Linked DNA regions of Homo sapiens: regions 2 and 3 are each linked to region 1. Evidence: chromatin contacts called from ENCODE Hi-C or POLR2A ChIA-PET data. All regions are on one chromosome and are shown on one strand. The core of a region is the stretch at or near the end of the contact, and the rest is flanking DNA. Distances in the headings are between cores, read along the strand shown.

Evidence for each region. A loop is a pair of places that touch in the nucleus more often than their neighbours do. ChIA-PET counts read pairs that join two places held with the same protein, here RNA polymerase II (POLR2A). Pooled maps may share reads with other maps.
Region 2: a loop to region 1 is called in a map of PC-3, with 7 times the contacts of the local background. The contact joins two enhancer-like sites. A Hi-C loop is called at or near these places in 6 of 168 maps with a recorded cell type or tissue (A673, Calu3, PC-3 and 3 more) and 5 of 50 pooled maps. POLR2A ChIA-PET finds 5 or more read pairs at or near these places in 3 of 52 experiments (OCI-LY7, PC-9 and naive thymus-derived CD8-positive, alpha-beta T cell).
Region 3: a map of aorta shows a loop between it and region 1 (3-fold over the local background). The contact joins two enhancer-like sites. A Hi-C loop is called at or near these places in 3 of 168 maps with a recorded cell type or tissue (IMR-90, aorta and ascending aorta) and 4 of 50 pooled maps.

Annotation. Positions count from the first base shown.
Region 1 is chr2:149,595,107-149,599,662 of GRCh38, reverse strand. All of the region lies in intron 1 of MMADHC-DT (MMADHC divergent transcript), which reads right to left. Among named protein-coding and RNA genes, the nearest start is that of MMADHC, 9.6 kb to the right of the region's middle. Within about 2 kb of position 1,547, at least 3 of the 41 ENCODE cell types and tissues checked have a DNase peak (open chromatin) inside an H3K27ac peak, as active enhancers do; they include PC-3, where a contact is called at or near this core.
Region 2 is chr2:150,141,354-150,146,117 of GRCh38, reverse strand. No RefSeq gene overlaps it. Among named protein-coding and RNA genes, the nearest start is that of LINC01818, 26 kb to the left of the region's middle. Within about 2 kb of position 3,442, at least 4 of the 41 ENCODE cell types and tissues checked have a DNase peak (open chromatin) inside an H3K27ac peak, as active enhancers do; they include PC-3, where a contact is called at or near this core.
Region 3 is chr2:150,278,729-150,283,299 of GRCh38, reverse strand. The region is part of intron 2 of LINC01818 (long intergenic non-protein coding RNA 1818); the gene reads right to left. Among named protein-coding and RNA genes, the nearest start is that of LINC01817, 24 kb to the right of the region's middle. Within about 2 kb of position 2,935, at least 2 of the 41 ENCODE cell types and tissues checked have a DNase peak (open chromatin) inside an H3K27ac peak, as active enhancers do.

The DNA of each region.
Region 1 (4,556 bases), core at 298-2,797:
GCAGACGTCTATCATGGGACTTCTCAGCCTCCATAATCAACTGAGCTAATTCATATATCTTATCAGTTCTGCCTCTCTGGAGAACCATGACTAAAACACCTATTGATTACTTATAATATGCCAGAAATGTTCTAAGTAATTTATACATATTGTCATTTAATTATCATAGTTCCAAATAGATGGGCACTATTATTAAACCCATTCTACAGATGTAGTCCTAAGGCACTTGCCCAATGTAGATGTACGATGCTTTAGGAGTTCAGAAACAGGAGAAGGAGAAATTCAGGACCAGGAGGAACAATGAGGACTGTATTAGCCTAGAGAAGTTGTCATGGAAGGTATAAGACTTGAGCTAGCTCTTGCAAAGGTATATGCTAATGACTACCAGAATTGTCACACCAAATGTCACAATCTAATATTATCAAAGATCTAGTACTTCAGCAGAGTAATTTAAATCAATTCCTCAGATCTCTCAACATTTATTAAATACCTATTATGTTTTAGCCTCCGCAATCAAAGAGATAAACAAAAAATGGCTATCTATTGAAAATGTATATATGATACTCAGCATATTACTAGATGTCACTGGGGTACAGCCCCCACTTTTGAAAAGCTTGTAATCTAGTTGGTCATGTGTGTGTGTGTGTGCATGTGTGTGTATATGTACACGTGTGCAAACTAATTAAAAAGCAACTAAGACTAGGTTATAATCATGAGCTACACTGAGCAATGCTCTATGATTCAGGAAAGCAGATTTCTGTGAATTACCCAGATAGCTTCATGGAGGAGATGGCTTGGAGCTGATATTGAAAAAGCAGCCACATTTATATAAGTAAAGGAAGCAGGAAGAATTTACCAGCTGGTGATAACAAGATGAGAAGGACTTAGGTAGGGATAAGCATAGTTGGTGTGACTAAGAGTGAATAATATTAAAAGATAGCTGAAAATAAAGTCACACATGTAAAGGGGGCAAGAGGGACACAAATTGGACATTAAAATTAACTCAAATCCCAGATTGTTGTTGAGAATATAGGCTTGATAATTTTCATCCTCAAACGCTAACTAAATCTTTCTGTTTTACTTATGCAGGAGAAAGGGCAGAAATATAAGACAGAGTGCAGAGAATACTAAAAATAATAGAAAAAAATAAGGTTTCAAAGACCATCTGATATGTAAGTAATTTCCTTGGAATTCAGAAATATCAATAAAATTTAAAACAGAGAATGTTACCTGATCCAAGATTTTATTTTTAAGCCCAAATCTTCTGTAAGCAATTAACAAACAGGCATCACTGATCCCACTAAACATCATCAAACCATATAGAAAATGCGAACTTTATATCAAAGAGCAGCATGAATACTGACATCCCCATGGGCTGGTGACGTGCCTGCACTGCTCAAATGACAGGGCACTGGGCCTTCCATGCGTCCAGGGGATATTCCCACTGTAATGTGTCAGCAGATTTGCAAATGTTCTCGGTGACAGCAGCACACAGTCCAGGAATATATCCTTACCCCTGTGCTCAGCTCAGATCGCCTCAGTGCAACGTCGCTCTGCCCTGCGGGGTCCCTCTAATGGCCCCAACTGCCAATGAAACACCTTCATCATCTCTGTATCTAAAATTGGACGAAGGTATCAAGTTTGGCTGCCTGATGAGACTAATTAAGTACTTTGCAGAGATGTGAAGAAGTAATCAGTCCTAGCCAGTGAGAAAAGAAAAAGAAAATATGAAGGAAACCCCTAGAGGTGACTCTGACACAGTTCCTGTCTCTATTGATGATTCATAAGATCACAGCTGAAAGAACCTCTACCATAAATCGAGGACCTGTGTTAACAGCAGGAAACGAAACATCATCTCACAACTCTTCCCCCACTAATTCAGCACATCAACCCCGCATCCTAAAATCGTTACATTGCTGTATACTGACACCTAGTGTCCAGAGTTAGGTGAGCCCAAAGGCAACATTTTTTTCGGTCAAACTGTGGGACATGGCTCTCTCCCGCATCAGGTTTCCTGGTGTGATTCCTCCCTCTGCTTCAGGGCATCCACGTGAAAGTGTCATTAAGAATTTACTTTAGTACAGTTAAACTCCCATTTTGTGGCCTACCCTCCTCAAGTACTTTGAAACTGCAAAGTGTTCCCCAGGACGACCCTGCTTTCTGCTGAGCACACAGCGAACTCCCACCTTTCCTTCTTCTTCCTCTCCTTCAGTATCAGGATGTGGTCTTTCTTTATATAAAGTCTATATATTTTAATAGCATTATTTGCTATACCAAATATAATTGGAAAGAGAAAGCTGTACCAGAAATGCCTCAGAATTGTTCATAATAGCAACATGTAAGTGGCTTTCGAATTATTTCATTTTGGAGAGTCACCTCTTCCCTCCTTCTACTCCCACAACCACACAGTGAGACAGAGAAAGAGATGTTAATGAATAATCAAAAGTCAACAGAATAACAGCACAAAAAAAAATCAAAAATAATCCCAAGGAGTAAGTACTTAAGTGACTCTATTTTATTCTAAGCACTCTTTAGAGATAAGCCAGAGCCGTTTCTAGACAGGAAGTGTAAAAATTTTTGAAGACGTGAGCTTTCAGATAGCAATAATTTCTCTCAAGACCATTTTTAGATCTACATTACTGTCTTTGAGTCAGACTTTTTCCATACAGGCAAAATAGAAGATGTAAGCAATTAGATGAGATTGGTGAGTAGAAGATGCATGAATGTAGATAGCATTTGGTCTTGGAGTTAGATTTTCCAGTTTGCTGTGCAATACATGGGACATAGTCATACTAAAAAATTATTCATTGTCATCTCGGCCTTAGCACCATTTTCTTGAAAACCTCTGTGCCATAAGAGCCAAGTGGAGGAAGAAGCGAATGCACAGGTTGAAGCGCAAAAGAAGAAAGATGAGTCAGATGTCCAAGTAAACCACTAGCTTCTTGTACCATGGAGGCCACAGGAGCAGAAACATGGAATGCTAGACGCTGGAGATGCTGGTACAAGTTGTAGGACTGCATGCTACTGTCCAGAGCTTATCTCATGATCTAGAACTTCATCGCCCTCTGATCGCCAATCACCTCTAAGACCCATGTTGCTCATAACCAAAACTGCCCATTTTGGTCCTTTGCCCTAGACCTGTGACATTCTGGACTATTTATGTGTTTACTTGTGGCCGAGTGTAACAACCATACAATAAATCATCTCTTCCGCTGTCTTAGCTGAAGAATTAAAAAGAAATCATTGTTTACATGAAATCAAACTTTATATCAAACTTACCTGGCTGTCCAGTATTTTATCAGGCAACGCTATTTGGGGTGGGGAAAAAAAAAATACCTAACTAGGAAAAGTAACTAGGCTCCTAGTGAAACCTGAGTCATTTTTATGGAAATGGGTGCTATAGTGGGGTTCCAAAGATCAAATATAAAAGTGAAAGCCCAATGCCATAAGCATTCAAGTACTACCTTGCATTTATTTAATGCTTCATAATTGGTAGAGCATTTCATATTTATTATATTATCTGGATCCTCCTCTTGACAACCCTTATGTGGGTATTTTTATGCACACTAAAAGACTCAGAGATGTTAAGGAATTGTCATTGTAATCTGCACGAGGCTATAAGGAAAAGACAGAATTCGAATCCAAGTCTCCCAGTATGGTGCAGTGTCTACAAATACAGAAAAAGTTCCTTTGAATACTGCACAAGACTTTTAATCCCTGAGCTACACATGAAAATTAAGTACCTGAAAAACCCAGTAACATCAGGACATAATGCCAAGAAAATGAAAAGATATTCTTAGAAAGAGTCATTGACCTGCCTTACATACTTTCAAACTGTAGAGTCCAGTTTGGTTTTAAAACCACAAAAGCATTCACTTTATTTTCCCAAGTATAGTAAGACATTATTCTGACATGGACTTACTCACATGTACCCAAAATCTCTAAATCTCCAACCACTACTCTCTGTAAACTATTTATATGTCTAGAGATCTTTGATAAAATCACAGGATAATTCAAATCTGTTTAACTTAGAGCTCATGTTCCCTAGATCTTTACATTTCAAATTTAGAAAATGTTCTTGTAATAATTCTTTTCACTATTAACCATCAAGGTCATTTTTAAATTGTAGAGTACTGACAGCTGGTGTTCATAGTGTATATTGCACTTCTCCCCTGAACTGTTTTTATTTCTTACCTGTGATCTTCAAATTGCAGTGTTTATAAAAATTCCCTGAGGAGCTTGTTAAAACATAGATTCCTAAGTCTCCACTCTTACAGATTCTGATTCTATATATCTGGGGCTATGTACATTGCAAGCACCACTGCTACCATCCCTTTTCCCACCTCCTGGCCAATCCTATTCAAGAGTCTGGGGCAGGGCTTTTCAAACATTATTGAGCATATGAGTCACTAGCAACCTTGTTAAAATACATATTCTGGGACAGTAGTTTGGGGATAGGGCCAGAGATCTTGCATATCTAACAAGCTCTGGGTTGCTTTATACCCCGATTTTAAACCTAGGCATTTCCAGTTCTTATGTAGCTAGATCACCACAGA
Region 2 (4,764 bases), core at 2,193-4,692, 540 kb before region 1:
AAATAGAGAGGTAGAATATGTCCTGCCTTTAATGACTTTGTTTTGGAAGTCATGCAGCACCACTTCTATGTCATTATATTGATCAAAGGATTTACAAAGATCCCCTCAAGCTCAAGAGGAAGAAACAAAGACCCCATATCTTGACGGAGGAATGCTAACATCACATGTAAGAAAAGCATGTGGAATGGAATAGAAATACATACGGATGTGACCACTTTTAGATAAAGCAATCTGCCATAGGGTATGACTCCAGTTGCAGCATACACACAAGAACGCACACACACAAATCTTCCCCTGAGCCCTGACAATAGTGGGATTGAGGCTAACTAGGGCTCATGAGTTTAGATTTCAATTAGCAAAGAAGTATGGGGATTCTTCTGAAATGTTCACCTATAGGGATGAGAATTGCTTTGTGCAACCTCTTGCAAAGCATTCTTTGAATTGCATCTGACACTCATTTGAAGGGTATTTAAAGGAAAAGAAGGCTAGGAGTCAAAATTGAAAGTGCAAATTGCAAATGCTTCCCTTCTAGAGTGATAGGGCTATAAATACCGAGGCTCTTTCTGTTAAACAACAAATGGAAATGCTCCAGAATCAATGAGAGATGTTAGCACCAGGGAAAAACAGCATCTTAAATCCTTACATTAACAATTAAATCAGACACTTTTGACACTTTCTCGGAGACACTCCTGGCAGTACTTTATTCTTCATGGCACGATTCAGAAACTCACAGCAGGTGACAAGCATATTTTGGAGGATCATCAGTTCAGCTTTCCCAGCACTCTTCCCAAACATAATTCAATATATTATATTCGAGCCAGTTTCAGGTTTTTTGAAAAAAGGTGATGGGTAAAAGTAAGTAGGCTTCCAGAAATGTGCTCCATGGCCTTAAGAAGCTAATGGCTGCAGAGAGAGAACTGACCTTCTCAATAAGAGTTGAATATTAACACACTCAGAAAAAGAAACTGATTTATTCATAAGATCCCAAGGACCCTGTGTTACAGTCCCTATGAATCATGAGTAATCTTGTATTCTGGGAGAGCATGAAGACTTAGAGATTACTCACCCTACTATACATGGTCCTTATTCAACGAAATTAAAAGTATTTTTCTTGTGATCATTATAACTGAGCTAATTTTATAAGACATCTAGTGCTAAAGGAATAATAAAACAGAAACAATAAAACTTGAGAATTTTAAGAATCTTATTTTTTTAAAGTGTTCTAAATGCTTTGAGTCTGCCCAATTAAAAGTCCTAGCTTGATTGAGACTCTTGCCATAATTGAATCATGAGGCAGGTTGCTGGGATATTGACACTGGGAACAGCTACTCTTCATAGCTTCTAGAAGCCTCACTGCCAGTTCCTGAACTGAGCAGCTGATAATGCGGCCACCACAAAGGCAGAGGCTGTGTGAGGGAGCTCTAAGGAGCTGGCAGTAGGGTCAGACAGAGCAACATTTGAATCCTGAGTTACCTATTAGCTGTGTGACTTTGGTGGGTTCCTAGACCTCTCTGAACCTCAGTTTTAACATTCACAAAATGGGGATGATAGTACCTGCCACATGTGTTTGGGACCTAGCAGTGTTAGCCCAGAGTAAGTAAGTGGCCTGAGATAGTGTTACTGGCAGTCTCTGGTCCTCTCTGCCTTTCCATCTGCAAAGGAAGGAGAGAGAGTCCAAAGACCTAAAGTGAGGGCTAGAGCAAATTACAGAAGTCCTAAAACTAACTTCACTAGGAATTTGAGGGCGTTGTCCAAGGAAATATAGACCATGATGGAAACACTGCCCAGCATGCAAATAAACAACAATCAGCGCACCCTTCATGTAGCTGCCTTTGTTCCAATCAGCAAATGACAAGCACCCAGGCTTGTCTCTGGGATTTTGGGAAGACAAGAGCAAATCCATTGTGCATGAATGTGCATTCTTGTGCTCACTTCTGGACAGGGTTATGAATGTGCTTTCAGCAGTGCATTTGTCAGAAAGCTTGATGGGCTTTTGTGTGACCCCAAGGGAGGGGAAGGTGAGATTACAAATCTAGGTAGTTCTTTATCCATCTAGATGAGAGGAAGGAAAAGACAAATCCCAGACCCACATACACTGTTCTCCACACTCTCCTCTTTGCTATCCGGCTATAGCTTGAACTTATTTGGGGAAGGGAACGGCAAGACCAGAATACTGGGAACTCTCTGTGTCTGTAGTAATAGTCTGGGAGTAGAGAGTAACAATCTCAACCCTAAGTCTTATCTCTTGATCTCTGTGCTCTCTGCAGCCATTACAATGAAAGTCTCCAATCTCCCAGTTTCTGCTCTTAGGAGAAAAGACAACTTTGGTGTTTGAACAACTCCCAGGATCCCTGACTTCTCTTTGTTTTTGATACCCATAGTTTTCTTGCTTTCATGCTGCTTCATAAGGTTTTTTTGTTTTGTTTTTTAAATTATCCAGAATTTTAGTTGACTTTATTAAGAGGTTTGTTAAAAGTGTTCAAAATGAGCACTGAATTTGCATTAATTTGTATGTGTGATCTGTATTAATTTATATGGTTTCCAAATTAAATACACTCATCTTGATGCAAATATTTAGACATCTTGAAGAATGCAACCCTTGAGCGGAATCCAGCTACTACTGACTCACAAAGCACCTGTCCCCTGTTTCCCAGCTGTCCCATGTCGTGTGTGTTACTGACCTCCTTCATTTGGCATCTTTTCTCAGACTTGAAAAGAATGAGGTTATTTTCATACTTCTTTCCACAGGGAATCAGCTACAAATACATAATGCGAGTTGTCTGGAAAAGTTATAAGAAAGCAACTCTCTAATCAGATGACCTCTGAATGACTCAAAACGTCATGAATTAATGCAATAGAATGGTGAAAATCAAAAGTGAAACAGAGCTTAGGAATGTTGCATCCTCTTTTGGTCCTCTTGAACAATGCTTACCTTTTGGGCCACTCAACTTTTCCACGTGTTAAGTATTACGATCACATGTATCGGTAAGATTGTGAAGCACCACTCTTAGTTCCTTGTGCAAATGCTAATTCTACAGCCTTATGGCCAGACTTTCTAATAGAGTTGCTGAACACTTATTGTTTTTTCAATATCTCATCAGCCCTAAATCTAGATGGGCTTAATTTTCTAGAAATTTATTATATTACAACTGCCTCTCGCATAACCCAGAATTTATTGAACATAATGTTTAAGAACACAGACTTGGACCCCAGACCTATATTGAAATGAAGACCTATCATTTAAAAGCTGTGTCATCTTGAATGAAACATGCTTTCCTTATATGTAAAATGGAAATAGTTATGGTACAACTCATCAGATTTTGAGGTTAACAGGGTAATGCCCATAAAATGCTTAGCTCATGACCTATACATACTATGTGTTCAATAGATGAAGAATGTTTCTATTATGAATCATTTTTTGTTTCTATGATATTGCCATGACAATGCATAAAATGTTTGTTAATGTTTTTATCCTGACTACTCTTTACCATCCCTGATAACAGAGTAATGTTTGTGTTTCTTGTGGGATTTAGAGCTGTTTGAGAAATTAGGATGGCAGCTTCAGGTGGGCAGAGAATTTTGTCAGCTTTGTTCTCTTCTACAATTCGGATCCCACTGCAGTGCCTTATATAGAGCAGATAATAACTATATCTACTGAATTAATGAATGAATGAATTATATGAGGTCAAAAATATAAATGGACTATGACATTAGACATAAAATAATAGAAAATCAAGGATGATAGTCTTACTTCATGTGATCAAACTCCATTTCAAAAATAAATGTATCATATTTTGGGAATTTTTATAACAAAATATTAATTTAATCTAACAATTATAACTTTTACAATTTAAAGCACCAAGTGCATACAATGTTTAAATAAAATATTTTATTGTAACAATCAATATTCATTCAGTTCTTGTTAGAATTATGCTTTGCAATGTTCATTGTTAAGAAATTTCTAAAGTGTGGTTTTGATGCTGATCTATGTAATAGCAAACATTTATGATATCCTGAAATAGACAAATGATTGTGAACGGAAGCTTTTTGATATTCTGACAATATGAAATGTTAGTTCCAGATTGAGACAGCAGGGACGCATTTTACAATTTGATTTCTACTTATGTTTCTGTATTTTTTGTGCCATGTAGAGGTAAGTTTTGCAGGACTAAAAATTGTCAGTTTCTATTACAAACTAGATTCATTATTGGTAAAAGTCTTCAATCATAAAATCTGACATCATTTAAACTTTTAAAGCTAGGGCAGGAAGCATCATGACATGAGTCAGTTACAGTTAGATAAGCAATCATCCTATGGGGAATATTCTTATACGAGCAAAAAATAGCCATAAAATGACATAATGGGCCATAGATGCATCTCATTTCCTCTCTGTGTGGTGAACCACCAACGGAAGTCTTTAATACAATGAAAAATAGAATTTTGTTTTTAATTCATGAAAACAGTAAGTGATAGAGCTTAAGCATGAGAATACACACTGGAAAATCTTGATTTACTTTTTCCATAATCCAACTGTGAAGGGCTGAAAAATTGAAAGACATTCTAGAGAGTTTTTAAACATTGTGAAAATAAGACTGAGAAGAGAGAGTGTTTACTGAGCATGCATTGCATGTCAGGCAGCACAGCCTGGCACCTGCCTACTTCTTACCCACCTACTCTGCCTGGGATCCAAATATCTGCCAGGAAATTTATTGTAACAGCCTGAGGGCGGGGACCTAGTTTTATTGTGCATTGTACTCCCACATG
Region 3 (4,571 bases), core at 1,686-4,185, 680 kb before region 1:
CAGAAGGCCACCCTAGATGAAACAGTCATGCCCTTTGGCCTGGGACAGCAAGCAGAGTATTATCCCAGCTGGTCAGGGCAATGGGCTAAAAGAATCTTGCAAAAGCTGATCCAAAATAACAAGGATCTGGCATTTTGCACAAGCTAGGCCTTGTACATAGTCGCTGCACAAAATCATTAGATGTTGCAATACTATTTCAAAGTCAACTTTAAAAGAGAGAGATTTTTTTCTTCATACAAACATTTCAAATATTGGCTTCATGGTGAAATAGGGAATTAGGCATTCCAAGTCAGTCAGACATGATGCTTTGGAGATTTGCATTAGTGATTAAACCACTATATCCCCAGAAGAAGCAGCTGCTAAATAACATTCCAGTGCTTCCAGAACATTCCTGAAACATAGAGAACTTGAAAGGGCCCTGGGCCACATAAGTCCCTGGCAGTCCAAAGAAGGCAGGCAGGCAGGCAAGCAGGCAAGAAAGAACCCAATCCTCAATGCTTACTGGATTTTGGCAATAATTGTAGGTCAAACATATTTTGAAAGTTTGGACCATTGAAGCCATTCCTTAACATTACACATACAAGACCACAATTCAATGGCCTATTGGCATATTGCCTCATTTGAAGACTCTAGAAGTTTCCGTGTGCATTTCCCCCACATAAGAACCTCCTGCATGAACTCAAAGGGCAGATTTCATTTCAATTCTATTTCACACACTCAGCTCACAACTCCCACATGCAGGTGTCAGGAAGAACTAAAGGAAAAGACAGCATGAAGCATTTTACGAGACTCCTGTGGACATGCTCCAGCTAGAACATACCCCAGACCATTGGAAACACATGCTGGACAGCTGCTCTGGGCTCACACACTCATTGTAGGTGTTAACACACATTGCATGATCTCAGCATGGAAGCGCAGCAGTTGTAAACACGTGGAAACATAGAAGCTGAGACAATTCCAAACATACACCCCAGTGCGCACAAAGTAGGGTCTAGTGCACAGCAAAACTCTTCAACAACTTCCCAAAGCTATAGTGTTCTTCTTAGATAACAATAGCTCCTCACCTCTCTTGGAAAAACCTAACTTGCTGTAGTTGTGGGCTACAGCTTCCATTTGCTTTACCCTACTGGGAAGCAACTCAACATGTGGTAAATTCCATTTGCGTACCTCCTTGACTGGTTTGGGATTGCAGATGTGTGGGCGTGGAGTGGATCAGGAAGAGGAATGAAGTTTCCTTTTCCTGCAGAGCAAAAAGAATGCTGTTTAGGTTGTGAACAGGAGGAAAGGAACAGCCTGCACATTACAGGACATGTTCTTTTTCTTGCATCTTTCCTGCCTTTGCCCCATCTTACCTTCTAAATTCTCTACTGGCAAGTTGCCCTGGAAATAGGCACCAATGTGTGCTGGTGCAAAAGTCGGTATTACTGAAAGGAGGGGCAGGAGACAAGAGAAGAGCACTGAGCTCTTCAAACATTTTTACTTTTTCACTGTGATACATTTATTAGTGCTTTTCAAGAAGGGATTGATTCTTCTTATATAAAGTGTCTCTGTGGATGTGGGGGTGGGGAAGATCAGTAAGGCATTGGTAGCTCAGCGTCAACAGCATGGCTGCTTAGTCTGATTCTAATAATGTATACTAATTGTTATCCCCTCCATCACCATTATGTCTGTTCCTCCAAATCCATGCAACAGGTGTTAGAACTGTATTCTTTCCTTGGGTCCATTTCTAAGTCTCTGATCTAATCATCTGCTTCACAACTTCCAATCTCTAAGCTCTGGCAAAAAACATTCCTTGCTCTTGCCTGGCCCTGGCCCCTCAGGCTCTAGCAGCCTTAGCCATTGCCCACCAGCCAAAATCCTACTTTTGCAATGCAAGAAGGTTAAGCAGGCAGGAGGGCTATCTGCACAGCAAGTTTTGAGCATGCCCTACCTGTATTCCCCAGCACCACCCACCATTGAGATAACCCATGTTTGGCCTGACCAAATGTTCCTCCTCTGGGCATTTTTACAGATAGATCCATTCCCTTAGCCTTTCTCCAATCCCACCATCCTGTCTCCAAATGCAGTGTTCTCTTTTGCCCAGACATGCTTCTGCTATTAAAATTCAAGATTCGTATTCTCAGCTAAGTAACTATTTTGCTAATGGACCCCCAATTATTTTCCCTAAAAAATCATTTCTGTGTATAAGAAACAAGCAGAACTCCAGATAGTATTTGAAGGACAAACACTGGGATGAAAATACTATTTTATAAAGAGTTACAGACCCCAAAGATTATAGCCATGAAAACAGAATTGTATTTAGCACATCAATTTTTTAAGTGGCCACATCCATTTCTGTAACAGAATAAGAAACAAATTTGGAAGCAGCAGTGAAAGTGAAACAGGAAGTTTGTCAAATGTGGAAACTGAGCAAGTTATCTGAATCCAGAAATTAGAGCAAGAAAAGAATGATAACTTCAAAGGAGCTGTGGGTAGAATTGTGCTGTTGTTTGGGGGATGGATTTTGATGCAAAGAAATAAGAATGTTTTTGATGGACATGATTTTAGCAGTTACTAAAAAGATCTCATTAAAATCTTTTAGGTTCACTATAAATAAGCAATAGAAGAGAAAATTTCATTTTGGCCCTAAAGACAGATGTTTTATATGAGGAAATGTGTTATATTCATACAGCCCCAAAGTGCTCATAGTCTTGGTTGTCACTGCCCAAGGAAAATTTGAAGATAGCTTTCCTCTACTTAAGTGTTGGGAGTATGGTGTCATCTGTCTCCAAGGAACAGTTCTGCCTGATTCCAGAACCTTTGGAAAGGTTTGTGGAAGGTTGTGAAAGAACCCTCTGAAGGTTCTTTCCACATACAAGAAAGCACACAGGAAAGAAGTAATTCTGTGGATAAATCAGCTACACGTGTCTCCACTGAGTCACATGAAGTCTCAGGCATCTTTCCAAGTTCAGTATCCCCAAGGATCCACTCTGAAGCTTTTTCCTGTGTTTTTCTCAGAGATTTATGGAAAACTGTCAGAATCAGTGATTATGTAAAAGTTTCTCTAGAGTCTTTGAAACCATGGAAAAGGCTTCATTTCCTTCCATGTTTTAGGAAAACAGAGTAAAAGAAGCAGAAACCATAAACATCACTTTATTTGTATTTTAATTCTGTTCCCACAAATGGATGCAGGCATAGTTAGAGCTGTTTTTTTCTTTCAGATATTTCTCTAGCAAACATTCATCTATGAATATCAAGAAAAACAGTGTACCAGATTCAGTTTTGCATAGAAATTTTGCAACATTTCTTAAAATAAATAAAATATTGCAGTTTTAAACAATGGAAAGAAACAGCAAAATGTGCCAACAAAGACTTAACTAGCAGAGTGAGTGGCCGAGAACTCATCTAATGATTTAAATTTTCCTATTAAAGCAGAAAGTCCCCTGTCCATATAAGGCAAGAGGTCTCTTTCCAGGAAATCTTGAGAACATAGACATACTTTAGTCTGATTTTCATGTGTCTAAACTCAAGAACTCAAGTGATCTGTTTTACTGTTCATGTTTGTCAAGCAATTTTATTGAGAAAGAAAAGGAACTGAATAATTTATTTTGCTTTGTATGAGCTAAAGAGAGGGCAATACCTTGAAGGGCTTGGAGGATAGAGATAGGAAAGGAAGGAGAGGAAGGGATAAGGTGCTGTGTCCAAGACATGGACAGTACTGAGACCTGTATACCTGCACAGATAAAGACCCTAGAAGCTCACCATAGGGCAAGAACTTGTTTTGGAAGTTGACAAACTTAGTGGTTTCTGTATTAGTCTGTTCTTAACGCTGCTATGAAGAAATACCCGAGACTGGGTCATTTATAAAGAAAAGAGGTTGAATTGACTCACAGTTCTGCAAGTCTTGGGAAGCCTCAGGAAACTTGCAATCATGGCAGAAGGCACCTCTTCACAGGGCGGTAGGAGAGAGAATGAGTGCCAGCAAGGGAAATGCCAGACGCTTGTAAAACCCTCAGATCTCATGAGAACTCACTATTATGAGACCAGCATGGGGAAACTGCCCTCATGATCTATTCACCTTCCATGAGGTCCCTCCCCCAACACGTGGGTATTACAATTCAAAATGAGATTTGGGTAGGGACACAGAGCCAGATTATATCAGTATCCAGTTGGTGTAAAAAAGAAACATTGTCACATATCTTTTGATGAGTATATGCCATGTGACGAGCTTTGGAATTTCAGAATTTTGAACATTGTCTCTAATTTGCCAGGCATCCTTTATTTGGAATATGGGCCTTGTGATCTTTCATTGAACTATGTTGGGGCATGGGCTGTACAGCTAGATTGACAGAGTTTGCATCCTACCTGTGAAGTACTAACTATGCGATGATGGCCAGTTACTTATCTCTCTGAGCAGCTGTTCTTTATCTGAAAATGTAGATGTAATAGCACCTCTTTCACAGGACTACTATCAGGACTAAATAAGTGTCTTAGTTCAAGTAGCTGTAACAAAATACCATAGCCTGGGTGGCTTATAAACAAGAGAAATTTATTTATCATAGTTCTGGAGGCTGTGAGAAGGGAAGTCTGAG